2 separate regions of the Homo sapiens genome follow, and region 2 is linked to region 1. A link is a loop called in an ENCODE intact Hi-C map of the cell type or tissue named here. Cell type or tissue: endothelial cell of umbilical vein. All regions are shown on one strand. Links, peaks and the distances in the headings refer to the core of each region. The heading gives the core; the rest is flanking DNA.

The links. A loop is a pair of places that touch in the nucleus more often than their neighbours do. Peaks named below come from ENCODE experiments on the same cell type or tissue, not always from the same donor. Only the 100,000 strongest peaks of a DNase experiment are listed, where the experiment ranks them.
Region 2: it touches region 1 in a loop (3-fold over the local background); 5 of 110 quality-filtered maps call a loop at or near these places.

What each region holds. Positions count from the first base shown.
Region 1 is chr10:30,034,062-30,050,406 of GRCh38, forward strand. It overlaps JCAD (junctional cadherin 5 associated), which reads right to left. Exons shown (of 4, transcript NM_020848.4): 2 at 13,471-13,810. The coding sequence starts at 13,751. Among named protein-coding and RNA genes, the nearest start is that of JCAD, 17 kb to the right of the region's middle. RefSeq lists enhancers at 532-1,128, 13,385-13,444, 13,455-13,564 and a silencer at 9,850-10,122. In endothelial cell of umbilical vein, for the core only: no CTCF peak of the experiment used is centred there; DNase peaks (open chromatin) are centred at 7,890 and 9,520; H3K27ac peaks cover 3,124 bases.
Region 2 is chr10:30,227,104-30,243,448 of GRCh38, forward strand. LOC101929279 (a long non-coding RNA gene) reads left to right here. Exons shown (of 3, transcript NR_120653.1): 3 at 3,814-5,587. Among named protein-coding and RNA genes, the nearest start is that of MTPAP, 110 kb to the right of the region's middle. RefSeq lists an enhancer at 3,956-4,095. In endothelial cell of umbilical vein, for the core only: no CTCF peak of the experiment used is centred there; no DNase peak of the experiment used is centred there.

The sequences.
Region 1 (16,345 bases), core at 4,337-12,336:
AAAATATAAAAATCGGCCGGGTGTGGTGGCGGGCATCTGTAATCCTAGCTACCCGGGAGGCTGAGGTGGGAGAATCGCTTGAACCCGGGAGGAGGAGGTTGCAGTGAGCTGAGACCATGCCACTGCACTCCAGCCTGGGCGACAGAGCAAGACTCCATCTCAATAATAATAATAATAATAATAATAATGATAATAACAATAATTCTGTATCTACTTCTACCCCCTGTTAACTTGTTAGGCAGTCATTTACAGCAAAGCTTAGTTATGGGCTGGAAAACCAGAAAATATCCAAAATCAATCTGAGGTAAGACATTTGCCACTGAGCAGCCTCAATGCTTCTGTGTTAACGACCTGTACATGGTATAAGACCTGTACTGTCTTAACACCGGGCACGGTAGGAGGTCACAATTTCTGTGTTGCTTTTGTTGTCATTGAAATTATGTTTTGAGCATTTGGGTTTTGAATGCTGAGAAGACTGCTTCCTGGTCAGGTTCGACACAGATTAGTCATTTTGAAAGCCATCGTCACTGGCCCCTCTGCATAGCCCCTTTCCTCCCTCCCTCCCCACTTTAGCTGAGCCAGGCTTGCAGCTCCAGAAGCCACAGAGTCCTCCCCTGGGGACTCCTGTGTGACCGCCCATCAGTAGCCTGAGAAATGCTGTAGAACATGAACCACTGAAAAGTCTTCAGCACCTACTGTCTATAGGCTCCCAGACTCTATAGAAAATCCAAGGGCAAGACTTAAAAACTACCATGTAATAAGGCATTACAATTGTTACACCCCACTGTGAAAGGCTAAAAGAAATCATTAGGAAGTATGCGGTTGGTGCTTTGCATCAGAAACAATCTACCCTCTTACCTCTGCTCTTAGGCTGATGGTGAGTAGGCTTTTATGAAGCACCGTTCTCATTCCTGACAGTCCTGTGAACGCTTTCCTGGATTGCATGACTTTAGGGAGGAAACCGTACCGTGTGGCTTTGACGCGTTTTTCTCAATTGATATTCGGGTTTCACAGTGTGCTTAGAGAAGGGGCTAAAATCCTAAGGTGCTACTTGTGCAAGTACACGCCACGAGCATAATCAGAAGACAGATAAAAAATGACAGAAATAGGACAAGAATACAAACAGCCTGTCACTTCCTACAGAGGGAGCGTGGTTGGTTTTCTTCTCCACCCAAAAATGTTACACTATCACTTTAACTTTGTCAAAACTGCCATATATAACAAACCAAAATAACTAAGAATTTTGGGTTAAACTTCCTTCTGTTTGCACAAGGTGCCAAAATTCCAATTTAATAAAAATACAGGTCATCCGGGAAATTTTAAATTATCTACTTTGCAACGCAGTCCACATGACATAGAAAACTATAAACCATTTAATTAATAAACATCTATTTTGTACCTAGCAAGGGCTGGGCTCTGACAGGTGCAAGCGGACTCCCCATGGGGGTCGCTCTGGTAGATTTCTCCTTCAGACAAGTTAGCAAGAATGGCTCTTCTAGTAGCTTCGCTATAGGACGCCCATTACCAGCTAAAATGTGTACTGCTGCATAGGGTTTCAAAGCCAAAAATATATTTTCTGATATGTTTAAGGAAATGAGATCAAATTTTTCTTTTTAGAAAAATGAAACTAATTATCTTACATTTTAAAAGACATTAACAATGGCACTTCTAGGAAAACATGCTGAACACATTAACACAGGGTGGGAAAAAGATAAGGAAAGCAAAGTGGAATGTGATCGCCCAGACAAATTGTGTCCATGAGTTCAATGGGACAAGCAGGGTCTTTACACAGAATTCCCGGGTGAACGGGACGGAGATGAAACAGAAGTTACACTTGCCAACAGCCCCATCTCTCATCTCAGGAGAGATGAGGCCAGCGAAACAACTACTAGCAACTGCTTGGGAAACATCTGAAATATGAGCATGTGAAAAACAATATGTTTAACAGAAAATGAGCAAGTCTATTCACTGCATATGCAGCAGCTAATTATGAGAAAAATTAGGAGACAGTTCTGTTCATTCACATGACTCCTTCTCAACCACAATGGAAAATGATACCCTTCTTTTAAAAAGTGATTCTCCTTAGAATAGCAACATTTGGGCTGGGCACAGTGGCTCACGCCTATAATCCCAGCACTTTGGGAGGCTGAGGCGGACGGATCACCTGAAGTCAGTAGTTCAAGACCAGCCTGACCAACACGGTGAATGAAACCCCGTCTGTACTAAAAATACAAAAAATTAGCCAGGCGTGGTAGTGGGTGCCTGTAATCCCAGCTACTTGGGAAACCGAGGCAGGAGAATGGCTTGAACCCAGGAGGTGGAGGTTGCAGTGAGCTGAGATTGCACCACTGCACTCCAGCCTGGGCAGTACAGAGCAGGACTCCGTCTCAAAAAAAAAAAAACAAAAAAAATGCAACATTTGGAATGCCTGTAACCACTGGCTCACATTCCCCATCTTCTCAGTGGCCTCCAAGGTCCTCATGAGCCACACTGACTTGTTATCACCCAGGCAGCTGCAGCCTGGCACTGGGCCTGATACCCAGGAGCACGGGATAGATGTGTGGATTAACTTAAGAAATCAGCCAGAGGCTTGCTGCCTGCCTAATGAACTGGGGGTTCTGTGGGAAGTGAGACAAACAGTTACCCTTCCCTCCTCCATGAACAAAATCCTGAGCCTGGTCCTCCCGTGGGGGCCCTCAAAGTCCAGTCAGCCATGCTTCGCTGTGGTCATTGGGGTGGGGCTGGGGAGGCCCCATTAAAGCCATGCCTTTATCCAGCGATCCCTTCCTGGTTCCCAGATCTGCAGTCTAGCAGATGCCTGCTGCTTTCCATTGCTTTCCAACCCTAGTGTCATGTTCTAGACCAGTGGATGGTCATGACACACTGGCCTAGCCTGTTCCTTCAAAAGCCCCTCCCCTTCCGGAGGCGTCTGTATCTAGGCATTGGTATCCAGATACAGAAACTGACCGCCAAGGCTGTAGGTCTCACTGAAAGAGCCAGGAGCAGCGTTCTCCTCTGGTTGGCAGAAGGGGCTTTGGGCATCTCTTTAGAGCGACTCACATTCACCAACCCCGCTGTCAGGTGCCTAACATGCTTCTGTGATGGCCTCAGCCATGTTCCGCTCCAGAATTTGCTCTGAAAGCTCTCTGGGCCTGGAAGCCTGCAATTTCTTTTTTCAGCATGATTTGGTCTATTCAGTATACCACCCCGTGCAAATATCCCTCTGATACAGGGTAACGAATGGGCTAATTTTGGAAAGGGGAAATCTGGGGTCCGGAGAAGATGAAGACTGAAGTATAGAGGTTAGCATAAAATTAAAGGTCAGTCAGAAAAGAGAAAACTGCTCTGAAAACATAATGGATGAATATTACTCTTCAGCAAAGTTCAATTTGAACAAGAATTGTAGGTTGCGCTGGCAGAATGGTAACTAGAAAATCCACAAATGCCCAGTCAGACTGCTAATGCATTGTCAGGCCTGCTTTTTATGATGTCACAATGAATGACTCTAGATGACAGGCAGTGCAGATTCAGTTAAAACATAAAGTACCTGGCGGACTATTTCTGGAGGTTACAGTTTTGTTATTAAAAAAAAATACACAAATAATGGGTCTGGAAGAGGAAGCATAATAAATTTGAGGACTCAGAAGTGATGCTAAATTTGGACATTTGAAGAAGGGGCACAGGAAAGCAATTCAAAGGCACTTGAGTTATCAACGTGCACAGAGGAAATTAAGTAGGAGGCATGTTGGAAAGGCACCCACTGATATCGACCTGGATGGAAGCCCCTGAAGTCGCAGTTCCTCCACAGCATGGGCTTTGAACTCCTGCGCTTGGGTCTGGCTTCCACAAAGATGAACTCAGAATGGAAAAATTAAAAAAAAAAAAAAAAAAAAAGTTGGAAGCCATTGCCACTACAGTGCCAACCTGGCCAGCCACAAGACCATAATATTTTTTAAACTCTGACGGCTAGAAATGGACACAAATTGCTCTTTTGTGGTTGCCAGCAGGTTTCTGAATCATCTTTGGGTTAGGGCTTCAGTAGACTTTTGATTTTGCAAGGTCTAGTAAAGAACTTTTATACACACAAGTTAAGTCGGAGGCCACGGTCCACCGGCCCCACCCCTGGGACTGGGTTTTGGGGTTGTTGCTTCCTTTTCATAAATTAGTAAATTCACAACTGGTGCTGATGTGAAGGATGGCGCCAGCTTGGAAACTGTCATGGTAATTCTAGTAGTGTTTAATGCACGTAACAAAATCAGGGGCTGGGAGACTACTCATGCAAGGGGGCGCCTCATTGATGTGGACCACTGACCAACCTACAGGTAGCGAAGACAAAGAGAGAGCCGGCACGGAGGTTCATGCCTGTAATCCCAGCACTTTGAGACGCTGAGGTAGGAGGATCGCTTGAGCCCAGGAGTTAGAGACCAGCCTGGGAAACATAAGGAGACCTAGTCTCCACAAAAAATTTAAAAAGAAAAATTAGCTAGATGTGGTGGTGAGTGCCTGTGGTCCTAGCTACTCGAGATGAGCGGGAGGATTGCTTGAGCCTGGGAGGTCAAGGCTGCAGTGAGCTGAGATGGTGCCACTGCACTCGCCTGGGTGACAGAGAGAGACCCTGTCTCAAAATAAAAAAAAAAAAAAAAAGAAAGAAAGAAAAGAAAAGAGAAAGAGAAAGAGAGAAGAGAGAAGAGAGAAGCAGGATGGAGCAAAGGGATACAAATGAAGGAAGAAGGGTATAGGTCCATGTGGAAGGAGAAGGAAAACAATAACCTGGAGAAAAGGTAGGTGGAGCTTGTGAGGGCTCCTGGGGCAGCCGCCAGCTGCGTGTACTAATGTGTCCCCGATGAAGGTGCTAGAACCTCTCACTGGGAGTCAGGGTATCTCTGAACAACATCCTTCCTGCAACTGCACTTCTAAGGGAAGAAAGCTGGGTCATAAACCCCTAACCCCCGACTCACGCCAGCTATTTAAATGAGCCCACTCCTTTTACTGATTAACATGGCAAGGACGCACTGATGCCTTCTAATGAATGTAAAGGCAAGAAGCCACACTGGGTGGCCCTTACTTGGAGGCAGACTCCCTAGAGGGCCAGATGCTGACGCCCCTCCCATGCTAGGATCCCACTGATAGAGGACCCTGTCCCTCCACATCAATGATCATCCTGGGAGCATCCCAGGTCCTACAGGAAGCCACCCCTGAGGGTGTTGTCACAGGCAGGGACAGGAAGCACTAGAGAAATGGTTCCCCACCCGAGTGACTAGGAGAAGTCCTGGTGACTGCACGCAGGGCAGACACTGTTCCCTCCCACAACGTGAGGCCCTTCCCACCTGATGGGTGGGCAGCTGGACCGGCCTCGGCTTCTGATGCCTCATCTGTACTGCAGGGACAGAATCCTTCCTTTTGAGTTTTCTGGGAGGGATGAAATGAGATAATACCTTCAAAGTGTTATTCATCACTTTCTTGTGGATTCCCTAACTTGAGGAAGAAAAGGTATAGATGGAGAAAAATAGGCTGAGAAAACAATGTCTGTGGCCAGTCCTTGGGGAGCCGGATGAACCTGCAGTTGACACCCAAAGACGGCTGCCCAGGGTCAACGGAACAGTCCAGGCTCGGGGCACGTGCAGAGGGGTGGTTTCTGGCTTCTCATCACACCAACAGGGAGCAGTGTTGGAACGTTGCCAGGAGAGTGGTGAGCAGCTGCCCTGGGCACTGGAGGGGCGGCGTGGGTTTAAAGGCCAACACCACGGCTGTCCAGTGGAACGCTGTCGGCAGCGTCCTTAACTGCCCCTGCCTCTGATGCCTCATCTGTACTGCAGGGACGGACTACGCCTTCCTTTTTGTATCCTGGGAGGAATGAAATGAGATGATACATTCAGAGTGTTTAGCACAGTGCCTGACACATAAGAAGCCCTTGTTTCATTTGGTATTAACTCAATTAAAATACATTCTCAATGGAGTAGGTTATCTTGAAGCTCTGTTTGCTTGATCGCCTGGGGAAGGGGGTGCGGGTGGCACACAGGAAAGGGTGAAGAACCGAGTGTCTGTCTGAAGGTGATGATTATTTCAGATCGGCATTGTCTTTGTCTAAGCTGTAATCAACAGGCCTTCACAATGCCAGGAAAGAGTGACGTAGCTGACTGTCATCACAAGACGCTGCTCCTCCTGGGGATGGCTGGTCTCTGATGAAGAAGCTACACCCATTTCCACAATACGGATGCAGAACAAACCAGTATTTCATTTATTAAAACAAGGCAGGAAGAGAAGCTCTAATCCATTCTCTCTCATGCGTATCTAATAGGTAAGGCAGATTATTTCAGTATTTTCATATTTTCTCTTTAATAAGGGCATGTCAGATTTTTACCATGTTAAACTGCTTTCACCAGTGTGAACCACAGAGTGCCATGATAGACATGGAGAAAGACCAGCCTCGTTCTCATTTGCCTTTTTCTAGCACCACTCTTGCTTTCATTTACTTATTCATTTATTCAACAAATATTTATGGAGTATTCGCGGTGCCTCCGACCCACGGTTCTTCAGAAGCCAAGATGAGGGCTGTGAGGAGCAGAAAAGGTGGTCACTAGTCATGGGTTTCTGAGAGCCTGAAGGACCCTGCAGCTGGGTCTCTGGTGATGACACCCTAGGGAGGCCGCCTAAAGGCCCCAGGCCCCATAGCTGCACAGCGGCCCACCAGTGACACCCCCAGTCCACAACCTGTCCTTTGTCGAGAACGCAGAGGCACAGCCATCTTTGAGGCAAAGCGGCTGGACCAGAAGACCCACTCGGGTCTCTTTTGGACCCCCGTCTCACATTCCTACCCTTGGTGTCTCTCTGTGGGGCATTTCTTAGCTCTCAGACTCATCCAGTTCTCTAGCTGAAGGCAGAATTCCACACGAACAACTCTCCTCTTGGGGATGGCATAACCAGCAAGATGCATGAGGCCCTCGGCAGTGCTGCCGCTGGATCTTCCTTGTCACTCCAGAAGCCTGCACCTCCACACCACTGCACCTCCAGAAGCCTCATGTTCAAAGGACACAACCTGCTTTTTAGTGGGGAAACTGGTGCTGGTAAAAGCTACATGGGGCACATGCAGGAGACAGGACCAGCTTCCAGGCGCTTCTGGAAGTTTCCACACTTACGAACGAGACCAAGGAGAAGGGCATACAGAAGACAGTGAGGGAAGAGGCGGCCTGTGTCTTCCTGGTGTTCATGAGCATGCCAGCCCTCAAGAAAGAGAGGCTTTGCCTCGTAACAAGGTCAAAATACCAACAGCTAATGCTTAGTATGGAAACAAGCAGTGAAAAGGCAAATCGTGTTTGAGGATTCATAAGTTTGTAAAAGAAAGAGGAACATAGAAACAGATGTTAAACTTGAAGCATTCTCTGTTTTTGGAAAACCCTTATAAGCAGGATATGATTTAAGAGAAGCTTTAAAAGACCCTGAAAATGAACTGTTTACCATATCCAGTAGCACTATCTAGAATGGATGTTTACTGATCAAATAGAAACCTCCCAAGATGAGGGCCCCAGACCACCACATCAGAGACTCTCCCTAGGTTGCTAAGTCTCTCATTAGTTACAACTGCCGCTGATGACAGGAGATAATTACAAGTTATTCTCATGGGTAACTAACAAAAAAATCTTACCAGAATTCCTGGGGCTATGCAGAGAAGAGCCAATTATGGTATAACTTTCAGCTTCAAACCTCTGCTATGTTAAGTGTATTTTACAGCTTCCTCTGATTATAATATTTCAAAGGAAACACATTAAGGAAACCCTGAGTGCCTGATAACAGCCTTTTACATATTTTAATGGTCGTTAAGTATTATTTAGTTTTGGCTACTTGTATTTTAAGCATGCAGTTTCCTCCATGTGCAGATAACACAGTTTTTCCTCTTTGCCTACTTCCTCTTACTGTGTGTGTGTGTTTGTGTGTGTGTGTGTTTCAGCAGGCAAGCTTTGGACATGGCCTGTGAGTCTTTTCCTGGACCACGTCAGTGCCTTTCATGCAAAGCCCACAGCCAGTTTCATCACTACAGTCTGTTAACTGAGACCATTTAGGAGCGGGCTAGCATCTAGATGAGCTCTCTATGGAGTCAACGACTTAAAAAGGGGAAAATGCCAAGTCTTTAGTGTTATTTGTCAAATTGTCTGTGAAGAGAACATGTTTTGGGGTACACAGGGAGTCCCTGTGGCCTGGAAACTGTCCTCACCCGCAGCACCTGCAGTGGGGAAAGCTCAGGCACCCATGCCTGGTCATTCCCTCCTCCCCATCCAACCTACCTCTCCCTTGTCCAGCCCCTCCCCTCTGATCGGAGCGGGGAGACACCCTAACCCAGTACTCAAGCATCCACCGGCTGTCTGAAACTCAATTTTTTCAAAAGTTTCAACTAAGAGATGCGGGCAGTTGACAGCAGTGGGTTCTGAAGCTAAGCCATCAAGGGGAGCAAGGGCGGAGTCTAAGTCTCTGCCAGCCAGAGGTACGGGGAAGCAGAAGCTGTCAGGGAAGGGAAGAGGAGCAAAACAAGTACCCGGAGACGCACAGATGGGTGGCAATGGGAGGCAGAGATGGGTGGCAATGGGGGACAGAGATGAATGAGTCCCCAGGGGAATAACCCACAATCCAGGGGGACACCTTCTCATTCCATTTCTAATGAGGCCAGCCAGTTTTTCTCCATTTCCTATGAATGGTCCGTGAATCTCTCCATGAATCCTTACAACGACCCCTCCCTTTCCTTTCAGGTAGGTTCCACTTCCTGCCTCCCAAAGGATCTATGAAGGAGGGAAACTTTACTGCTAGGAAGTCTTCAGCCTGGGGGCAAGGAGGGCCCCTGAGCCAGGGGTCCCACAGTCAGGCTTCACAGTCCATCTGCTGTGCTTTAAACGCTGGTAAAGTTACCAGTCATACGAATGATGGCCCAACACGTTAACATGTAGCTTCAAAAAACAATTACTGTCTACTCATCAATTTAGATAAACTATGTATGAAGGAGAACCAACTCTTGGTCCTTCTCCACTACTTGCACCTAAGAGATTTTTAGCAAGTTCACATGCTCCTTTGTCTTTCTCCCCAACAGAATTGTCATTCTTCTCCTGTCCTAGATGCTCAGTACTACTTGATCTGCTAATAGTGAAAGCTCAAAGCAACAGCCCCCTCAGCACATTAGGAAACAAGTGTCCTGTATGCTCAAAAATCTCATCAAAGCTTCATGTTTGTGTTTTGTTTTTTTTAAAGTTTTACTAGAAGTCCCTCGAGTAAGAAAGGGAAAAAGAAAAAAAAAAGTAAAAAAATTTTACTAGATAGAGCTGGTCTTTAAATCAGAAACTCTGTTCTAAACTGATACTAATCATTACAGGGTAAGGAACAGTCCTGACCATTCTCACCAGACAATGCTGATATTCCAGCTAAGCCCCAGATGATGGATAATCCTGCCTTCCATGTATGCTCCCTTTACAACATCCACAGAAGAGCAGTGTTATGTGCATTATCTCGTGTAGACAGGTCAGGATGCAGTCTTTATAGGCCTCTCCCAGACAGGAAAGGGACACAGCTGGGCTCTGAGAGCTGTCACACGTCCATGCATGCCAGGGGGAGGGTGGAGGACAAGGGACTGAGAAAAGACCATCCAGCGATGGTAACCCCAGGAGCTCACAGAATCAAGTGCTCCTTTCAAACGAAAACAGGCCTCACCTGGGGAGAGCTCAGCCAGGCCCAGTGCTGCTGCAGGGTGGCAGCCCCAAGGCATCTGGCAGCCCGGGGGGTGGGGAAGTTGTGGCTCAAGCTGGGCTCCCTCCATTGCTGCACTGAGCAGCCATTGATGGCCAGTGACATCCTCTGGGCTTTGTGTTGGCTATGGTTTAAATGTTTATTCTGTCTAAAACTCCTGTTGAAATTTAATTGCCATTGTAACAGTATTAAGAGGTGGGACCTTTAAGAGGTGATGAGGTAATGAGGGTTCCACCCTCCTAGGTGGGATTGGTGCCCTTATAAAAGGATGAGTTCAGCCCTCTCTTGTTTGATCTCACTCTCTCACCTTCCACCATGAGATGACACAGCAAGAAGGCCCTCATGAGATACCACCACCTTGACCCTGGATTTCCCAGCCTCTAGAACTGTGAACTGATAAATTTCCATTCATCATAAATTACCCAGCCTGTTACAGCAGCACACATTGGATGAATGCAATGTTCTTCAGTTCTAAGATAATAATATTGCCAACATGCCTAGGTCTCCACTATTCTGTCAGAATAAAACAAATTTTCATTCAGCCCCTGTGGCCTTCCAAATGACCTTGATCTCCATCTTTCCCAGGACATGAGTGGGGTGTTGAGGACTGGCTCAAAGTGTGGGGACACACTTTAAGGCAGCCCTCAACCAAGAAACTGCAGAAGAGGAACTCTCGTGACCCTTCCCAATCACGCTGATGGCTTCAAGTTGGACAGGGCTATCCCGGGCCCCAGGTACCCCCTAGACCGGGAGGCCAGCCCAGCAGAGGTCACTGTGTGGGATGGAGGAGGCAGCAAGACCACAGCTGTGCTTTTGAGTAACCAAAGACTGGGATCTGACAGCACCATTTATTCATCAGATTCAGAATTCACATAAGCCATAGCAGTATTGGCTTTTTTTTTTTTTTTTAAATTTAAGCTGTTAACTATTGACACCTATTTACTTTTTCCCAAAGCACTTTGTTTCTGATGGGGAAAAACAATTCTCCTTCATGCCTACCTTTCTGTTTCCCTCCAATTTTCAGTTCTCTATTGGGCACCTAAAAAAAAAAAAAAGTCTTTCATTTCAACCCAGGGAACCTTGCAGCCAGTCTCTGAAGCTTGGGGCACTGGCAGGGATGTCTGCAAACATGTATGCATTTGCTATTTCTACCCTAGGAGCCAACCTTCAATCCAAAAGCCACTCTACACCATCTAAGTGAATCGGCCAATCTCAACAACATGGACAAGAGGCCAGATCTGTCGAGAACTCTGTCATCTGTATGAAAACATCCCAGGGCTACACAAAGCCACTTATCTGAGCCCTTCACTCAGGATGGAAACAAAGGCAGCTTGCAGATCTGATTATGCCGTAGTCCTCAGGAACCTGTTACCACACAAGGGGCTAGAAAGTCCTGAGCGAGTTGTGGATGAGGTTGGCGGCCACACTGCCCACACAGAATTCTAAAGGGGATTCTCCTGCCTCCCACCGTGAGACTCAACTCTGATCCAGCCCCTCAAATTTGAGGGAGACCCCACGTAACCTACATGGTCCATCTGCAGGGATTCCATAGCCCTGTCTTTACTTCATTAGAAACTGACCGTTCTGCTTTTCAACAGTTGCTACAATTGGGGAAAGAATAAATTGAGCACATGAGCATGTATTAAATAACCATATATGCCCTGTACTGTAAGACTCTGTACAAGAAACAAAAGAAATAGGAGACAAGGTACAATCTCAGTACCTTGATATCCAAGTTGGAAGGTACAAATATACTCAGCAGAAAACTAAATGAAAAAACAAAACAAAAACAAGCACCCGTTTGTGTGGTAGTCACTAAGGTTATCTGAACCCTCAGACAACTCACCCATAAGACCCCTTTTCCAGCTCCATGCTGGAAAATGGCAGCCAAGAAAGTGAAGGCCTTGACAGTAGTCGACAGAAGTGTGAGTTCTGAAGCACAAGGTGAAAGAGAAACAGCTTCCAGCCCCTTCTTCATTGTGATTTTCCCCCCTGAGCCTGGCTCCATCAGTGCTAACTCCTCTTGCTCCTCGCTGGAGAAGCATCTGACTTGGCAACTTAAACCTGCTTTTACTACGCTGGGCAGAAACGAGGGCTCTCACCTTTGCTTTTCTCCAATAATGTGTTAAGTGCTCTGACTAAAAACAAAATCCTTCCCATTTTTGCCTGAAAACTGTCAACCAACAAGGAAGGTCCTTTGTCTGCAAGGGTGACCTCGAACCATGGAAGGCGAGTTCATTCCCATCAGACTTGCCTGTTTTGTGTGTTTGTTTGTTTTTCTTAAAGAAAGGTCCCTGATTCCGTCTGTGTCCTTTGTCCATATCTAACTGCTGACATGCAGTTACATAACACGCTCTGTAGACTCAGAGCTCTTCCTCCCCAATCTGTGCCTGGTCCCAGTGCAGCACTAAAGGCAAACACAGTGTTAGGAAGGGATGACAAAGGTTTCCTCCAGGTGGAAACCGCCTGGGAGAGGGTTTCAGGGCTCCTCTCCCAGCCTGGCTCTGTGGCAAGCTGCCGAAATTCTCTCCTTTTTTACCATCCTGTTCCCCTAGCTAAACCGCCCTCTCTTTTTGTTGTAAGGAAACACCCACAGATGCAGCTGTATTCAGATGGGATGCCCACATTAGGGCCAGTGTGCGTGCAAGGAAAAGATAGGTCAGAAGCCAATGGAATGATATGAATATACCAGAAGAAACGTTTTGTTTTACAAACGGAGGGGAATACAGAGCCCTTTTCACTCTCTGTAACCTGCAAAATATTGAATTGTGTTAATAAGAAAGCCAAATATACTGTGAATGGGTGCGTGGTTGTGAAATAGCTTTTACAAAGTTCTAAAATGACTCCTATCTGAGGCAAGATGAAGAGATTACAAGGGAACCAAGAAGCAGAGTCCTAACACATGGCATTTAGCATGACAGAATGTGTTTACTCACTGCTATTTATTGAAGGCCCATTATGGCCAAGCCCTGTGCTAAGTGCTGCTGGAACACCCTGAATATCACAGTGGAAACAAGTGATCTTGGGCTGGGTGTGGTGGCTCATGACTCTAATCCCAGTGCTCTGGGAGGCTGAGGTGGGAGGACTGCATGAGGCCAGGAGTTAGAGATCAGCCTGGGCAACACAGTGAGACTCTGTCTTTACAAAAAATAAAAATTAGCCAGGTGTGGTTGTGTGCACCTGGCCCAGCTATTCGAGAGGCTGAGGTGGGAGAATCACTTGAGCCCAGGAGGTCAAGGCTGCAGTGAGTTATGACTGCACCACTGCACTCCAGCCTGGGCAACAGAGTGAGACCTTGTCTCTAAAAAAGGTGGCCGGGTGCAGTGGCTCACTAATCCCAGCACTTTGGGAGGCCTAGGCGGGCAGATCACGAGGTCAGGAGTTCGAGACCAGCCTGACTAACATGGTGAAACCCCGTCTCTACTAAAAATACAAAAATTAGCCAGGTGTGGTGGCACATGCCTGTAATCCCAGCTACTCAGAAGGCTGAGGCAGGAGAATTGCTTGAACCCTGGAGACGGTTGCAGTGAGCCGAGATTGCACAATTGTACTCCAGCCTGGACGACAGAGCAAGACTCCGTCTCAAAAACAAAACAAAACAAAAAGCAAAAAAAGTGTTCTTGTGTCTAATACCATTTCTCCCTCCTTGGCCCTGGCCAAATATAGATTTGAAAGAGTTTACCTACACATCACCCACCGCCAAACTCCTGAGTCAAAAGAAAACGGTGGGTTCACAGTGAAACTTACCCCGCCTCCGAGGTTCTGGAAGCAGAAGTGCTCTGGGGCTCCCCGTGGCCTCTCGGTGTGCTGCGGCGGCTTTCGGAGTCACTCACATGTCCTTTCCCCGCGGACGTCTTACGATGTGCGAGGGCCGCAGGGCCATCCTCATGCCCGTTCTGCAGGCCCTGGCCTGCTCGTGTCCCAGTCCTCGCTGCCTGGCGCCCCTTGGGGTTATCCTCGCGTGATGCTGGGGGGTCTCTTGACAGCTTGTATCCATGAGAGATCAGGAGGTCTTCTACACTGTACATGATGCCTGGGCTTCAGCAAAGCTCAACCACTGGAACCATGGTGGTGGCAGGACCCAGCACTGCAGGACAACAGAGAGCTCTATTTGTGACTAGGTCTCCCTAGAGGTCAGTCTGACACCTCCTCCTCCCGTGGTCCCCCCACCAAACCAGACCATGGCGATGGACACAGCACAGAACCTGCACAGAAAGAGGGGACACAGGGATGGCTCTGCCTGAAATTACTCTCCATTCTATTCACCTAGAAAGTGGGTGTGGCTCTGACTCTAAATGATGTGGTGGAACCCTGAGGACCTCACCCTTCGATGGCTGCCTCTGGTAGAAGAGCATGTGGCACGGTGCTTAAGCAGTGACATGATTAACACTGTCCACCTTCCCCTTGTCCCACTCACCTACAAACAGCAGGCGGAAGGAGTGCGGACAAAAAAAATACAGACCTGGGAGCTGCAATGACTGCTTCATGTTTCTAAAAAGAGAAACCACCAATATCCAGCTTAATCTTAGGACACGCCCCTGCTTTCATCTTGTAGACATACCTTCTGCTCTAGGAGAGAGTGAGATCTTTAATCAACACAGTCATGATACAATTCAGCGGAAGCCATCGAAACAGCAACTGCCAGGGCAGCCACCCCGGGGCAGTTAACTAGCAACCAAAAATAGATTTTAACTCTTTGGGTTCATGACGAGAAAACAACACACTGATCAATCATACACACCCAATTCACTACACAAGCCCAGAGTTCTCTTTTCCTTATGAAAGTCTTTTTTTTTTTGAGATAGAGTTTCACTCTTGTTGCCCAGGCTGGAGTGCAGTGGCATGATCTCGACTGCCTGCAACCTCCACCTCCTGGGTTCAAGCGATTCTCCTGCCTCAGCCTCTCGAGTTGCTGGGAATACAGGCATATGCCACCACGCCTGGCTAATTTTTTGTATTTTTTTGCAGAGACAGGGTTTCACCATGTTGGCCAGGCTGGTCTCGAACTCCTAAACTCAGGTAATCCACCCGCCTCTGCCTTCCAAAGTGCTGGGATTACAGCCATGAGCCACCACACCCGGCCTCCTTATGAAACTTTTATGAATCAAATTTCTTCCCAGTAGATCTTGGGGAAAAGTTTTTGCATCTCTCAGCCAAGGATGTCCACACCCAAATCCTGCTATAGTACCTGAATCAACAGCAGCAACTTCCTCCAGTGTAAACTGCACAAAACAAGAGTACCCACAAAGAAGAATGAAAATGGGCAGAAACCTACCTACGAGCAAAAGAGGGAGAGCCGCCCTGTTTATTCCTACATGAGAACATCTTTCTTCCTAAGTCTTCCCTTTGATGATAAGGCGTAAGACGGATTGGTCAGACGGATACACCCACCACTGCTTCTACGGGGGCTGATGGTAATGCTGGCCTGGGTGAGAGACACACAAAAGCCACAAAAGCCAGCCCCATCAAAAAGCTCAGCCAGCTCCAACCCCACTTCACTGGTGGACGGAAATAGAGCCGCTGCAGCCATGGCGAACAATGGCCAGGAAACGCCTGCTGGCCCGTGTGCAGGTGAAAGGAAGATGCCTGCGGCATGTGCTTCCTGTCACTGGGAGCTCTTACTCGGGTCTGTCGCACAATTCTGCTTGCCTGTCCTCACTCTTCATCACCTGCTAGATTACAGTAGGGAAAGTCTCGCCTGTCAGCATGGAGAGTATCAAACTTTGGAAGTTGATAATTTTCCATTATGTCCCTACATTTTATGGAAGCTGACAAGCTCTGGCAGCTACTGTACTAATAGAAAAATCTCCATAGCAACTCTGCCACTCCTGACACTCCTACTGCATGTCTTTCAAGGAGTTGTACAACTTGGGTCATTTGCTTCAACAGACAAAGAAGGACCAGAGAAGCAAGGGTTTGTTCTTTAATTCAACAGAGTAAGTTCCACCATGGGAGGGATTACAGAGGAATGAGATCCCATCACAAGCAAAGGGCTTTAGGAACACAGAGTCAGGCTTTAGGGCAGGGTCTTTGGTTTGTTTGATGCTTTATCCCCAGCAACTTGCACACAGTATGAACTCAATAAATACTTGTTGAGAAAATGCACAAATGAGAGACAGAAGTGTTTGAGCTAGGTTTTGAAGAATGGTTAGGAGTTCATTAGGCAAAGAGCATGTGTTTGTGTATGAGAAGGGGAACTGGCATTTAAAATAGATTATGAGTAGAATTATCCCAAGGGTAAAGAAATGGGGCCAGGCACAGTGGCTCGCACCTATAATCCCAGCACTTTAGGAGGCTAGGTGGGTGAATCACTTGGGGCCAGGAGTTTGAGACAAGCTTGGCCAACATGGTGAGAGCCTGTCTCTACTAAAAATACAAAAATTAGCCAGGCATGATGGCAAACACCAGTAATCCCAGTTACTCAAGAGCCTGAAGGAGGACAATCGCTTGAACCCTGGAGGCGGAGGTGGCCATGAGCCAAAATCATGCCACTGCACTCCAGCCTGAGTGACACAGCAAGACCCTGTCTCAAAAAAAAAAAAAAAAAAAAAAAAAAAAGAAAGAAAGAAAAGAAATTAATGGCTTAGTAACAGAATCCTGGCAGACTAGAACAAAGTCCCCA
Region 2 (16,345 bases), core at 5,413-13,412, 190 kb after region 1:
AGTCTCCCAGAGCAGCAGTGAATGGGGTATTCCGCCTTCTCCACTGGGGAATTGCTCGAAAACAACAAGCAGAACAAGAAATAGAAACACGACTGGGAGTCAGCTGTCCCCTGAAGCACGGTAGTGAGGAAGGAAGGGCTGCCTAAAGAGAGACGAGAAGGTCCAAGGGGCCGGCCGTGAGGGCACAGCTGAGTCCTTCAGGCTGGGAGGCTCCCTCCCCGAGGAGCACACACATCCATCCCACGTCTGAGACAACGCCAACAGGTGTTGGGCCAGGGCTGGGCCCTTCGCTGAAATTTTGAGACCCAAAAAAGGCAGCACAGGACAGGGAAAGGTATGGACAAAGCCTGATTCCAGGACATGGTGGGGAAAAGTTTACAGGAGTTCATAGGCCCTGGTGAAAGGATTCCTGCTAGCCTGGAACATAACTCAAGTCCTCCTGGAAGTATTAATAGCTGGCTCAGGAAGACCTCTCCTCATCCGAAGATGAGAAATAACCGAGAAAGAACCTACTCAGCAATTTGACGCTGGAAAATCCAGCCCCAGCTCCTCTGATATTGGCCGTGACTCACTGTTTTGGCCACACGGTCCTCTGGTGGCCCGAGAAGAGGCCCTGCCCCAGCCTTGCTCTCAACCTCTCAGGAAGTGAAATGATGCAGGGAGGATTTTGCACTCCCAGAAGGCTGTGGCCTAGAGCCAAGGGAAGGAAATCCACCCCTGTAAGAGGATTCTAAGATGCAAGGTGTGTTTCAACCCAACCCTGGAACCACCCACCTCTCAACTTATTGTTACATCAAATAAAGGCTAAGTTATTTTAATAGCGATTTTCAGTTTCTTGCAGCCAAAAGCATAATAATGAAAAGTTGTACAGAATGTGCCATTTTTGAAATATAAACAGATAAACCAATAAATAATGCAAACACATATGCTTATACATGCATAAACTATAGAACAATAAATGAGAAGCTAGAAGAAGTGTGGCTTTGTGGGAAGAAAACTGAGTGTCATGGGGATAAGGTGAAAGTAGGCCCTTTTGTCCACTTTGGAGAATTTTTTTTTTTTTTGAGACAGGGTCTTGTGTTTCCCAGGCTGGAGTATAGTGGCATGATCATGGCTCACTGCAGCCTCTAACTCCTGGGCTTAAATGATCCTCCTACCTCAGCCTCCCAAGTAGCTGCGACTACAGGTGCACCACGATGCCTTGCTGATTTGTTTTAATTTTTGTAGAGATGGGGGTCTCACTATGTTCCCGAGGTTGGTCTTGAATTCCTGGGCTCAAGTGACCCTCCCACCTCAGCCTCCCAAAGTGCTGGGACTACAGGCGTGTGCCACAGTGCCAAGCACTGTTTTCCCTCTGGATATACTACCTAGTCAAAATAAGTATTTTTTTAAAAAAATCAGGAGATTCTCATTGCAAATATTGCTGCTTTGCTCTCAGAGCTCCAGGCTATAGACAGGCTGACCTACCCTGGGCAAGATCCCAGCATCTCCATTTGTCTCCAGTCCTTGTCTTTTCAGCCTCTCCCATTTGCCCTCCATTTCTGCACATGGTCCTGACCACCCCCTCCCCTGCCTTCTAGGTGGAGCACTCACCCCTGGGATCTGGCACAGAGACTCCGCCCCAGCTCCTCTGATATTGGCAGCAACTCCCAGTCCTCAGGGAGTGCAAGCCAAGGCGTTGCCTCCGGGACCTCTTGTTGGTGCTGGCCCATCTCCACCAGCTTTGCCCTAGACCTCTCCAGAAGCAAATCTGACCCTGGGTGTATTTTCCTCACTCAGAAGACTGTGGCCCCAAGTTGAGTAAGCACATGCCCAGTAATCCCAGAGGACGCCACAAAGCAGGACTGAGTGCAGTGAGGGGAGTGTGGACTGTGAATCTGAAATGAGCTGCTGATGGAAGGTTGACTCTCAGGAAATGAGAAGTTCTTTGCAAATCAGCTGGCAGCTCCTGAGGAGATTATTTTCTCCCTGAGTAGATGTTAGCTGAAGATACACTGACTACCAGGAGAAGATATGAACTTTTGGAGAAAAAAATCGTGCCCAGTACAGGCATTAAACACAAGACTGCTCAGAGCAGAAGTTGGCCATTCTGTCCAAGACGACCAGGTTGCTCATGATTCCAACACAGACTCAAGACTTGTCTAGGTTGAGGGTGAAGAAATCCAGTGGCCTGTGGGCCTGAAGGATTACTCCCATCTTCCTGAAATGTGGGGGCTTGGGGAGCTGGGAGTGCATTGTGGGGAGGGGAGGGGGCTTCTGAAGCCACAGACTAAAAGGGAGCCTGGTTCTTCCCCATGTGGGCTGGGAGACTCACATCTAAAATCTACTTCATAGTTTATATTCTAGGGTAGTAAATTTCTTTCTTCCCTTCTTTTTTTGGGGGGTGTGGTGATATGGGAAGAAAAAAGAAACCAATAACAAATGATCTGATGTTCTAATAATATTTAACAACACTTGAATTAGGTGTCTGCACTGTATTGAAAGAAAATATTTGGCTATTGGATTAAAACCTAAAAACCCTTAGAATAACAATAAATAAAGTGCAGTTCTGACAACCCAAAACACAGTGAACGAGTGCCCCAGGGGAGGTCCAAGGGCTCGATCCAGAACTGCAAATGCAAGCTTGAAATCTCTTTGAAGTCTTATGCTTGGTCTTTGAAATTCATCCAGTTTTGCCTTCTACCCATGAATGTTTATTTTAATATGAAAATCGTGTTTTTTCTCCTCTAAAAATCACTCAGTCAAACCCAGCGCTCTAGGAGGGTGTGGCAGGGGAACACATGGGCCAGTTTCAGATGCCCAGGGATTTGAATCATCAGGTGTCTAAAATCGCCAGTCACATTTAGACAAAGGCTGGTTGGCGACTGGGCTGCGGTAGATGGCAAGGACAGGGAGCACAGGTGCCAGGCTCTGGGTGATGGCCAGGGATGTGCTACAGCATCTTTCATCAAAGAACGAGGAAAAATAATTCTACTGGGAGTCACACACACAGGGGCTCACAGGACCTCTAATATCCTTGGCATCCTGGTTATACTATGCATTAGTTCAGGGAGGTTAGGCTGAGATAACAAAATAGGCCCAAATGTGCAGTAGCTCAACACCATAGAAATATAACAGCTCACAGAGGGTTGGGTGGGCAACTCTACCCCATGTAGTCATACGAGAACCAAGATTGCGGCTGATGGTAGTCCTCCTTAACATGTAGCTTTCCTGAGGGTTGCCACCTCAATCATCCAGAAGAGGAAACGAGCATGTCTGAGCATGCCTGCAAAGTTTGTTTTTTTTTTTTTTTGCTGCTTTTTTTTTTTTTTTTTTTTTTTTGAGATGGAGTCTCGCTTTTTCACCAGGCTGGAGTGCAGTGGCGCGATCTCGGCTCACTGCAACCTCCACCTTCTGGGTTCAAGCAATTCTCCTGCCTCAGCCTCCCCAGTAGCTGGGACTACAGGCACCTGCCATTATGCCAAGCTAATTTTTGTATTTTTAGTAGAGACGGGGCTTCACCATGTTGGCCAGGATGGTCTAGAGCTCTTGAGCTCGTGATCCACCTGCCTTGGCCTCCCAAAGCTCTGGGATTACAGGCATGATCCACCACGCCTGGCCTGCAAAGTTTTTGTAGGCCAGACCTGGAAATGACAGACACACACGGCTGCTCATAGTCCATTCATAAGCACTCAGTCATATGATCATACTGAACTCCAGGTATAAACACATACCCCTATTTCTTCAAGACAAAGAGAACAAAGTTATTTTGTTAATTACTTTTTTCTTCTTTTCTCTTTCCTCCTTGTTCCTTGTTCCCCACTTCTCACTTAGTTCTTTAGAAATGCAATGAAAACCCTCAGCTTCCCTTCACCAGATGCTCCCTACATGATACTCCCAGAGGCTCTAACTGCCTGCTTACTTAGAAGCTCCAGAGCCATGACTCTCTCTCACCAGGAGATCACCTCAAGAGACAACACTCAATCTGCAACCTAAAGCATGTCCACGATGGAACTCGCTCCCACCTGGAGAGTATCTCGAGACAATGGCCACCTTACAACCTAGCTCTGCCCAGGATGGCACCAGCTGGACCACTCAGTAGATAAGGCGACACAGTGAGTCATGTAGACCTTGCACCTGATCGCTCCCTCCCCTGTGTGCTGCTCATGCCAGGTTCCTGTTTAAAAGCCCTGCTTTCTGCACACAAAGGGAAGCAGTACCCTTAAAGGCAGGAGCCAGTACATCTTCCCCTAAGCTAAGCCTTAGAATAACGTCACTTTCTTTACACCAGACCTCACCCCTGTTCATTGGACTCTGCAAGCAGCAAGTGACTGAACCTGAATTTCAGTTACACAAGGAAGTCTGGGAAAGGAGGTCTAGCTGTTTATTCAGGAAGGGAAACTTAGATCTTAAAGAGTGGCACGTTTTTTTCACAGCACCTGAGGCCAGGAAATGACATGAAGTTGTGCACATTCATTTCGGGTAGATTAAATAATGAGATAGCTGCCACACTTGTCACCAGTACATTTCTGGGTAATCCTAGGCTCACCTACATACTTTAATTATATAAAAGAGCCTCTGCCCCCAGTCAATGAGCTATTGGAAAATGTACTGCATCAGTTATTTATTTCTGGGTATCACTTATTCCCAAAGCTTGATCTGATTCAGTTAATTCCAGGCTCTCTGTAATGAAATTAATAAAAATACTTGTCACTCTAAGGAACTGACTAGGTACATTGACTAAGAGGTCTGGAGACCTATATTTTTTTGCTTAAACTATCTCTTTATTCTTAAAACTGTCTTCCATTTCAACCTTTAAACTGCTTAATAAGCATTTCTCTACAGTTCAAGAAGTTTCCATGGCACTAATTCAAAATAGAATCTTGCTCTGTCGCCCGGGCTGGAGTGCAGTAGTGCAATCTCGGCTCACTGCAGCCTCTGCCTCCTGGGTTCAAGCGAATCTCCTGCCTCAAGCCTCCTGAGAATCTGGGACTACAGGCGTGTGCCACCAAGCCCAGATAAGTTTTGTATTTTTAGTAGAGATGGGATTTCACCATGTTGGCCAGGCTGGTCTGGAACTCCTGACCTCAAGTGATCCACTTGCCTTGGTCTCCCAAAGTGTTGGGATTACAGGCGTGAGCCATCACGCCCGGCTGGCATATGACCTTTTTCATAGTAAGTTTGCCCTGCTAACTTCATTGGTTGATCTAGGACAAGTGGGGTTTGTTGTTTTGCAAGCTCTAATGGTCATTATTTTCAATATACAAAACCAGCATAACATCTATGACAGATATTCCTATTAATTGAGACATTTTATACTCAAATTCAGAACCACTGTTTTTCTGGCTGCTTTTGACTAGAAGGTGAACATTCCAGATGTAGTGTTGATGTTTGTCCCCTCCAAATGTCACGTTGAAATGTGACCTCCAATGTTGGTGGTGGGGCTTAGTGGGGAGTGTTTGCATCATTAGGAAGGATCCCTCATGAATGGCTTAGTGTCCTCCTCATGGTAATGAGTGAGTTCTCACTCTGTTAATTCACATGCTGGTGCCATGCTTATATAGCCTGCAGAACCACGAGCCAAATAAACAGCTTTTCTGTATAAATTACTCAGCCTCTGGTGTTCCTTTATAACAAAGGAAAACAGAGTAACACAGTCCCCTGTGTTAGTCTGGTAACACCCTGGCTGCATCTTTCAGCCAGTATCCAACACAAGGCAGACTATATAAACTATTTAATAAAAACTCACCTTTCCAAGGCCAAGAGCCACCTTGAATCTGTACCATTTCCTCCAGGCCTTCTACTTCCAGAAGGTTGGGGCTCATTTCAAAACCCTGGGGCTCAGACAGGTCTGTCTGCCATTGCTTTATCTTGCCTCTTAGCAATTTGGTGGCACCACATCGAGTCTCTGTACAGTATGTCCTGAGCTGTGCCTTTGAACCTTTACCCAAGGCTACCACATTGCACAGCTCCAGCAAGAGCTGTGCTCTCTGTGCTACGTGAAGACCCTCCATTCATTATAAGAATCCAGGAAGACCACATCTAAATTTGGGCTTTCAAGTCTTTGGGGAGAAGGCATAGGTGGTTCTTGAAGCTCCAGTTCCATCCTACAGGAAACATTATGTCAGCTGCAATGGAACCAAAAGGGGGGAACTTCCATTTTTAATGAGATGGTTTGAAAACCAAACCATTACAAACATCCGGCAGTATGGAATAATGTAGGATAAACATTATTTTAAATGCAGCTTAAAGAGTGAGCTGAATACCAGAGCAGTGAGCGAGTGAGCTGATACTGTGACTGCCCAGAAATCATCAGCCTCAGTAACCTTGGGGCTTGGGTTTTAGTATTCCTGATAAGATAGAAGGCAGAGTTTTCATCTCATGCAAGTAAAGAAGACTCCCACAGCAAGTAGGAACACTTAAAGAACAACAATCTCAATAAAAGATTAGACTAGATAAATATCCATGTAATATCACAGTGGCATTATAAGAGAGCTTTTGTGTTACTTACTGCACTGGGAGTCAGAAAAAAAAGTCCTTCCTGGAAATTGATAACTGCACTTCATTCAAATTTGGGTTCAAATTCACACTATCAGCATGGTTCACGAAAAGCCAAGAAAATAATATGAAAATGGTTCCAGCCAATAAAAACCCCCAGGGCACTGAACTCAGGCTGCACGAGATTTTCACAGAGGATGAGCTCACAATCAAAACCTCTAAAATGCCTGAGGAAATAATCCACCATGATTAAGAACCAGCAGACATAACAAACAATAGTATTAGAACCCAAGGACTTCAGAAAATTGGATAATCTTATAAATTATAAACTAAGAGTATTTGACATGACTAATGTCAGAAAGAAAGGAAATCAAAGCATAAGAAAATAATGTAACATTATCAAAAATGAAATCAGGTAAAAATAAGAAATAAACAAAAATTTAAAAAATAAAAATAAAAATCCAGTCAGGCAGGGCAGTTCATGCCTGCAATCCCAGAACTTTAGGAAGTCAAAGTGGGAGAATTGCTTGAGGCCAGGAGTTCAAGACCAGCCTAAGCAACATAACAAGTCTCCATCTCTAAAATATTTTTTTAAATTAGCTAGCATAGTAGCATGCATCTGTAGTCACAGTTACTTGGGGATCTGAGGAAGAAGGACTGCTTAAGCTCAGGAGTTCAAGACTGCAGTGAGTGGCTGGGTGCAGTGGCTCATGCCTGTAATCCCAACATTTTGGGAGGCCAAGACCGATGGATCACTTGAGCTCACAAGTTTGAGACCAGCCTGGGCAATGTGGTGAAACCCCATCTCTACTAAAAATACAAAAAAATAGCCAGGCATGGTGATGCACGCCTGTAGTCCCAGCTACTTAGGAGGCTGAGGTGGGAGATTGGCTTGAGCCCAGGAGGTGGAGGTTGCAGTGAGCCAAGATAGCACCGCTGTACTCCCGCCTGGACACTAGAGCCAGACCTTGTATCAAAAAATGGTAATAATAATAGTAAAAGAAAGAAAAAAGAAAAAAAAAGAAAAATGAAAGACTGCAGTGAGCTATGATTGTGTCACTGCACTCCAGCCATGGTGACAAAGTAAGACTCTATCTCTAAAACAAAACAAAACAGAAACAAATTTAGTAATTGAAATGAAAAACTCAGCAGCTAGGTATCACCTGATTTAGACACAGCTGATTAGAGAATCAGTGAACTGGGAAGTAAATTTGAAGAAGTCATACAACATGTGGCACACAGATAAAAAAATGCAAAAACACTCAGAATATGTAAATCCATAGAGACATAAAGCAAATTGCTGGTTGTCAGGTTCTAGGGGGATGAGAGAATGGAGACCAATTGCTTAATGTGTATAAGGCTTTCTTTCAGAATGATGAAAATAGTTATTACTAGATAGAGGTGGTGGTTACATAACATTGTGATTGTACTAAATTTCACTGAATTTCACTTTTAAATGGTTAATTTTATGTGAATTTTTACATCAATAAAATATATTTTTAAGAAAGAGATATTCGGATAAAATGAAAATATCTAAATACATGTAATACAAGTTGCAGAAAGAGAATTAAGTGAATAAAGACAGCCAGTATTTTTAGAGAGATAAATTTTCTGGAATTTATCAAAGACATGAATCTGTGGATTCAGGAAGTACAACACCTTGTAAGAAAAATAAACAAGTTCACATCTGAATATATCAAGATACAAATGCAAAACACAAGACAAAGAGAAGATCTTAAAAGCCACCACCAGAGAGGGCATTCTTTAAGCTAATAGTAAATATATTCTAATAGCAGCAATAAAAACCAAAATGCAATGGGATAATATTTTTGGAGTGCTGAAAGAATACAGCTCTTAATCTAGATTTCTACCATCATTGTTCAAGTGTGAGGGAAACTTAAAAATATTTTCAGGCTGGGCATGGTGGCTCACGCCTGTAATCCCAGCACTCTGGGAGGCCAAGGTGGCAGATCTCCTAAGGTCAGGAGTTCAAGATCAGCCTGGCCAACATGGTGAAACCCCATCTCTACTAAAAATACAAAAATTAGCCAGGTGTGGTGGCACACACCTGTAATCCCAGCTACTCGGGAGGCTGAGGCAGAAGAATCACTTGAACCCAGGAGACAGAGGTTGCAATGAGCTGAGATCATACCACTGCACTCCAGCCTGGGTGACAGAGCAAAATTCCGTCTCAAAAAAAAAAAAAGAAAAAATATATATATTTTAAGACAAACCAAGACCGAGAGTATTTAGCCCATTAACTCTCACTGAATGAGCACTTAAAGGATTTCTTTAAATTCTTTTGATTTCTTTAAATGTCGGAAGAAACAAACCCAGAAGAAACAAACAAGATGTAAAAGCAATGGTAAGCAATGAAACTGGTAAGCATTCAGAAAAATCTAAATAAGGAACAGCTATACAAGAATGATAACAGTGTTTCGGAATGAGGTACAAAAGTGAAATAAAATACTAGATAACAATGACATGTTTGATCGAGGAGAGTTGGAGGGATAGGGAGTTAAACATTCCAAGAACTGTGTATTGTGCAAGAGAAAGGCAGAAAGAACAACTGAGTAAAGTCGGTGGCTCACAACTGTAATCCCAGCACTTTGGGAGGCTGAGGTGGTGGATCAACTGAGGTCAGGAGTTCGAGACCAGCCTAACCAACATGGCGAAACCCCATCTCTACTAAAAATACAAAAATTAGCCAGGTGTCATGGTACACACCTGTAATCCCCATTACTCAAGAGGCTGAGGCATGGGAATCGCTTCACCCCTGGGAGGTGGAGGTTGCAGTGAGCTGAGATTGTGCCACTGCACTCCAGCCTGGGCAACAGAGCGAGACTCTGTCTCAAAAAAAAAAAAAAAAAAAAAAAAAAACAAGTAAAGAATTTGTTAATTCAGGAACAAAGTTAAAAATTGAAAAGTAGCCACAGAGCCACAGAAGAATAGAAGTAGAATAACAGAATATATACCTTCCCAAGAAGCAGTCAAGTAAGTAAGAAAAGGAAGAAGAAAACATAATCATTCCAGTAGAAAGCAGAAAAGAACAAAATAAGAAAAAAAGAAAATGTATATATATAGTAAACAGAAAACACAAAATAATATGGTAGAAATAAAGTGTTTAAATTACAATAAATGTGGGTTATATAAAATATACACTGAATTATAACAATATATAAAATATAAATAGATTAAACTTATGTGTTCAATTTAATTCAATTCATGGAAAAGGAGGCAACCCACAAAAGATTTAATACAACTGATTATAAACATATGAAAATAATTCTCTTCTAATTAAAGAAAAAATGAATTCACATACAGATTTTTAAATAACAATCTTTAGTGCTGAAGGAAGTACATTGTCATCTTTTCAATGTTGACTGTAAAGTGAAATGGTGCAAATTTTCCAGAGCACAGTTTGCAAAATGGACCAAAACTTTTAAATATGCACTCCCAGCAATTATACTTGGAGGAAATACTGATATGTGTGCAGAAATTTGTCTACAAGGATGTTCTAATGAATTATTTATAGTATCAGAAACCTGAGACCTGAATATCCCACAATTAAGAGAGTTGTTAAATTACTCCTCATGCTATTGCTCATATTACTAATATTAGTGGTAAATGATAATATTTATTAAGAGTCCACTACGTGCCAGGCGATGTTCTAAACACTTTACCGATTAACATATTTTAATCTCCATTACAACAATGTGAGATAGATATTATCTTTCTCATTTTAGAGATAAGGAAACTCATTAAGTAAATAATGGGATTAACATTTTTAAATTAAAAAAGAGAAAGAAAAGAAAACTAAAAGTACACGGAAATTAGTAATTTGCCTGAAGTCACCTAACGATCAAATAGAAGAGCCAAGAGCCACCATTTGATCTGATGGAGTTAGTCTCCAGAACCACATGTCACATGCATTGGTTAGGTTATGGAGGCATAAAACACATGTTCTAAGAAACACTGTGTTTTAATAACACTAACCATGTGAAACAATACGTATCATACATCCTAATATTGTAAAAACACACATGTATGCTCGTATAAAAGTCATATTTATACACAGGCATATTTAGGCACAAGCACGAAAGCGTCATACACTAAAATATGCATGATCTCTGCCCTGGGTACCAGGATTATGGGTAACTTTCTCCTTTGTGCTTTAGTTTTTATTTTCACAAGGAACACACATTACTCCTGAGATTTGAAACAAATAACACACAATTTCAAAAGTAAAGAAATCGATGTAGCTGGATGGGGGTGGGTGGGGGTGGAAGTCAGGGTCAGAAGGAAGGAGATGGTCTTGGCTGGGAATGGGGAGAGGTTAGTCAAAGGGTACAAAATTTCAGTTAGACTGAATGAAAGAGTTCTGGAGATTTATTGTACAGCATGAAGACTACAGTTAATAACAATGTAGCTAATGTAGCCTATACTTGAAAATTACTGAGAGTAGATCTTTAATGTTCTCCTCACAAAAAAAAGTACCTTATTAAGGCCATGTGTGGTGGCTCATGCCTATAATCCCAGCACTTTGGGAGGCCAAGCAGGGAGGATCATTTGAGCCCAGGAGTTCAAGACCAGCCTGGGCAACATAGTGAAACACCATCTCTTCAAAAAGTAAAAAAATTAGCCTCGCATGCTGGTGCATACCTGTGGTCCCTGCTGCTCTGGAAGCTGAGGTGGGAAGATCACTTGAGCCCAGAAGGTCAAGGCTGCAGTGAGCCATGACCGTGCCACTGCACTCCAGCCTGAGTGACAGAGGGAGACCATGCCTCAAAAGTAAAAATAAAAAATAAATTATTTTTTAAAATGATAAATATGTTAGGGAATGGATATGTACATTAGCTGAATTTAGCCATTTTACAATGTATGTGTAGTTCAAAACATCATATTATGTACTGTAACATATACAATTTTTGTCAGTTATACCTTAATAAAGCTGGGAGAATTAATTAATTAATTTTATTTATTTATTTATTTTTGAGACAGTGTCTCTCTCCCATCACCCAGGATGGAGTGCAGTGGCACAATCATGGCTCACTGCAGCCTCCACTTCTGTAGCTCAGGTGGTCCTCTTCCCTTGGCCTCCTGAGTAGCTGGGACTATAGGTGTAGGCCACCGTGCCTGGCTAATTTTTTGTATTTTTAGTAAGTAGAAATGGGGTTTCTCCATGTTGCCCAGGCTGGTCTCAAACTCCTGGGCTCAAGCGATCCTCCCACCTCAGCCTCCCAAAGTGCTGGGATTACAGACATGAGCCACCGCATCTGGCCTAATTAATGTATTATTTTTTTAAAAAGAAGAAGAAAGAAGATGATCGTCCCCTGGCCCGGCAGGAAGCTTCTTTGTTTCTGGGGCTTCCTGGTCTAACGCTACATTTCCCCAGCACCCAAGCCAGCCAGGTTTTTTCCCGCAAGCCCCACGTCTCCAGCTGTGTCTCTTGGCAGCTATCTGAGCCGCCCTGGGTCAGCTGCTTACCCTTTGTTTTCTGAGTCCAGCCCAAGAAGACACTCAATAACCTGTAGAGACGCATAGGTGTTTCCTTTATGTCATCTCAGGAAATGGGCCCAGGTGTACAGTTCATAGTGGGAGACAAAAGTAATTCATTTAATTCATTCAACATATGTTTACTGAGCACCTAGACATGTGACAAATGCCATGCTTTTAGGTCATGCAACCTTGAATTCAAGGACATTAACTTAAAAATTTAATCAGCCTCTTCCACCATACTGTTCTGGTGCTTTTTGTTGTGGTGGAGGTTGTTAAACAAAGATCACAACAATAACGTTGCCTTTGACATAGATATAAACCATAAACGCCTCCTCTGGCAAGATTACAAAAATTCTACCTCCGAGAATAAGGCTTCCCTGGTTCATAAATAAGTTCATGCATGCTAACAAAGGCCCCAGGAATTATTCTACTGCAACTAATTTAGATCCTTCATTGAGTTCCTCAGTGTTTAATCAAGGCTGTGCCGCATCCGTACCCATTACCGAAATAAAATAAAGTCTGTACCACATAGGAAATGTGCACCTACAATATTACTTTTCTAGTCTCACGTTTTAATTGGAAAATTGGTAGTCCCATTTGAATGAAATCATCCTGCATAACAGATTCAGAAAATGATTCCTGCTGAAAGAACATTTTTCATCTCACTTTGCCTAAGTCTGAACCACAGTCTGACTAGGATGATAGCCCTTTTAGGTTTGACTTCACCCTCAGGAAATACCTTCAGCTTTTTGGGAGGGAAACCTGGGGGATTTTTTTCAGTGAGATCACTGTTTTAAAAAATATCTTCCTCACTTCTGTAGAACCTTGGCTTCTCAGCACCTCTTACAAAAGCACTACGTAGATCAACAGATCAGAACGCTTTGCAATTGTAGTGCCCCTTGATTTAAAATGCTGCTCTTGGGCCAGGCGCAGTGGCTCACACCTGTAACTCAGGAGGCTGAGTGTGGAGGATCGCTTGAGGCCAGAAGTTGGAGCTCAGCCTGGGCAACATAGTGAGACCCCGTCTCTAAACAGTAAAAAATAAAATGCTGCTCTTTAAATTGATGTTAGCTTTTTATCTGTTACGACTTCTGTTACTTTTCATTGTTGAGATGCTAAGGGGACCTCACTCAGTGGGAAAACATTTTACCAAGAAAAAAATCAGTCTAAGGAAATGCAAATGAAATTATTTATTTGTTTTCGAGACAGGGCCTTGTTCTGTCACCCAGGGTAGAATACAGTGGCACGATCTCAGCTTACTGCAACCTCTGCCTCCTGGGCTCAAGTGATCCTCCCACCTCAGCCTCCCAAAGTGCTGAGATTACAGATGTGAGCCATCACCCTCAGCCTAATTTATTATTTTTTAAAAAAAGAAAAAGACTGGGCGTGGTGTTTCACGCCTATAATCCCAGCACTTTGGGAAGCCAAGGCAGGTGGATTGCCTGAGGTCAGGAGTTCGGGACCAGCCTGTCTAACATGGTGAAACCTCATCTCTACTAAAAGTACAGAAATTAACCCAGTGTGGTGGTGGGCACCTGTAGTCCCAGCTACTTGGGAGGCTGAGATAGGAGAATCACTTGAATCTGGGAGGCAGAGGTTGCAGTGAGCCAAGATCATGCCACTGCACTCCAGCCTGGGTGACAGAGCAAGACTCCATCTCAAAAAAAAAAAAAAAAGAAAAGAAGAAAGAAGGAAGAAGGAGAGGGAGAAGAAGAAGGAAGAGGAGGAGGAAAGGAAGAAAGAAAGAAAGAAAGAAAGAAAGAAAGAAAGAAAGAAAGAAAGAAGAAAAAGAAAGGAAGGAAAGGAAGGAAGGAAGGAAAGGAAGAAAGGAAGGAAAAGAACGAAAGAAAGAAAGAAAGAAGGAAAAGATGATCATCCCCAGGCCCAGTAGGAAGCTTCTTTGTTTCTGGGGCTTCCTGGTCTAATACCACATTTCCCCAGCACCCAAGCCAGAAGATGTATTGTGGTCCATCCCTAGAAGGGAGATTTTCCAGAGGTTTTCAGAAGCACTGCAGAGTACATTTGACTAAAACTACCTATGCACTGAACCCGGTCCCAGAGTGGTAATCCATTATATAGTGAAGCTGTAGGGAAAGGAACAATTACCTTGACTCCTCAAAAATACATAGTTGATAAGCAGCAAGCTGATGATGACATAGTTCTAAGCTCTCCCACATTAACCAATGGACCCACAGGCATTGGAGAAAAAAATAAACAAACAAACCACTGAGCTCCCTCTGCAGGTCCCTGAGAGTAATAACTGGCCACCTTTCCATTCTTGGGTTCCTTGAAAAAATAGAAGATGGTAGTCAGCAGAAACTACAATTACTTTAAAATAAAATGAAATGTGCTGAAACCAAAAAAGAAGAAAAAAGCCAACAACTTTCTGTTGTGCATTTTATAGTAGCAGAGCAAAATGCAGTATTTTAAACAAGTATGTAAAATAGAAACCGTCCTGGTAATTTCAGTTTCATGAAAAAATTCAGCAGCATGAATAAAATAGCATTACCAATTAAAGTGTAAATCCAGGCTGCAAGTTATGATTTCCAGCTCCAATGTAGAGAAGCCTCCCTCACATTTTGAAGCTGCTCTCATGAAAAAGGAATTGGTCAAAGATGACAGGAGCACATAGAAATCTATTTTCCCCCTTGCACCTGTGAATTTCAGTCTGCTCTTTGATAATACTGCGCCATTCTCCTCATGACTAAAACGAGAATGGGCTAGATCATTTTTGAGGTTCCTTTAAGCTCTAAGAAGGAACAAACATGTGAGAGCCATCATAGGTATCTGTCACCAAAGTGTATGTTAAAGAGAGGACGGTTTCTATCTCCAAGTTGGTGTAGAGGGTATAATCAGAAGACCTAGGGTCAAGTTCCATCTCTGCCATAACTCTTGGTGAGATTTTGAGTGAGTCACCTCTCTCAGTGTCAGTCTACTCATCTGTAAAAATAAGAACACTGGGGCCAGGCACGGTGGCTCATGCCTGTAATCTCAGCACTTTGGGAGGCCAAGGTAGGCGGATCACCTGAGGTCAGGAGCTCGAGACCAGCCTGGCCAACATGGTGAAACCCCGTCTCTACTAAAATACAAAAATTAGCCAGACATGATGGCAGGTGCCTGTCGTCCCAGCTACTCAGGAGGCTGAGGCAGGAGGATCCCTTGAATCCGGGAGGTGGAGGTTGCAGTGAGCCGAGACCGCGCCACTGCACTCCAGCCTGGGTGACAGAGCAAGACCCTGTCTGAAAAAGAAAAAGAATACTGAAAACAGTCACTCAGCATTTTGGGAAGCCCAGGTGGGAGGATGAGCTCAGCCTGGGCAACATAGTAAGACCCCCATTTCTTACCAAAAAAAAAAAAGTAGATGAGTAAACATAATGGAAAAAAAAACTCTATAGTAGCAATAAAAAAAGATAAACAATCTAAGAACAAACCTAACAGGAAATGGGCATGATTTATATGAAGAAAACTTTAAACACACTACTGAGAGAAACAAAAAAATGTAAACAAATGGGAGGGTACATCACGTTTGCAGGAAGACAAAACATCACGTAGATGTTAATTCTTTCTAAATTCATCTATTAATTTAATACAATCCCAATAAAAATACCAACCAGGTTTTGTTGGAAATTGGCAGATTCTAAAGTTCATATTAAAAACTAAACAGACAGCAACCAGCCTGGCCAACATGGTGAAACTCCGTTTCTACTAAAAACTTAAAAATTAGCCAGGCATGGTGGCGTGCACCTGTAGTCCCAGCTACTCAGGAGGCTAAGGCAGGAGAATTGGTTGAGTCCATAAAGCAAAGGTTGCAGTGAGCCACTGCACTCCAGCCTGGGTGACAGAGCAAAAACTCCATTTCAAAAAAACAACAACAACAAAAAACAAATAACAACAACAAAAAAGCAAGGGAGTTTCTGAAAATAAGAGTGATAAGCCATTTCAGATATTAAAACATAAAGTTGTAAAGTTAAAACAGTATGATATATTGGCACATGAATAGACAAATCAATACAAAAAAACAGACCCCAATACAAATTGACATTTACTATATATTAAAGGTAGGATTTAAATTCCTGAGAAAAAGATGGATTATTTAATAAATGGTGGTAGGACAAATGGGTAGCCACCTAGAAAAAAATAAATTAGATACTATTCATATATTATACTAGGATAAATTCCAGATACATTTTTGCTAGTTTGGTTTTGGAGACAGAGTCTTCCTCTCTCACCCAGGCTGGAAGCCATCTTGGCTTACTGCAACATCCGCCTCCTGGGTTCAAGTAATTCTCCTGCCTCAGCTTCCTGAGTAGCTGGGATTACAGGTGCGCAATACCACGCCCAGCTAATTTTTGTATTTTTAGTAGAGACA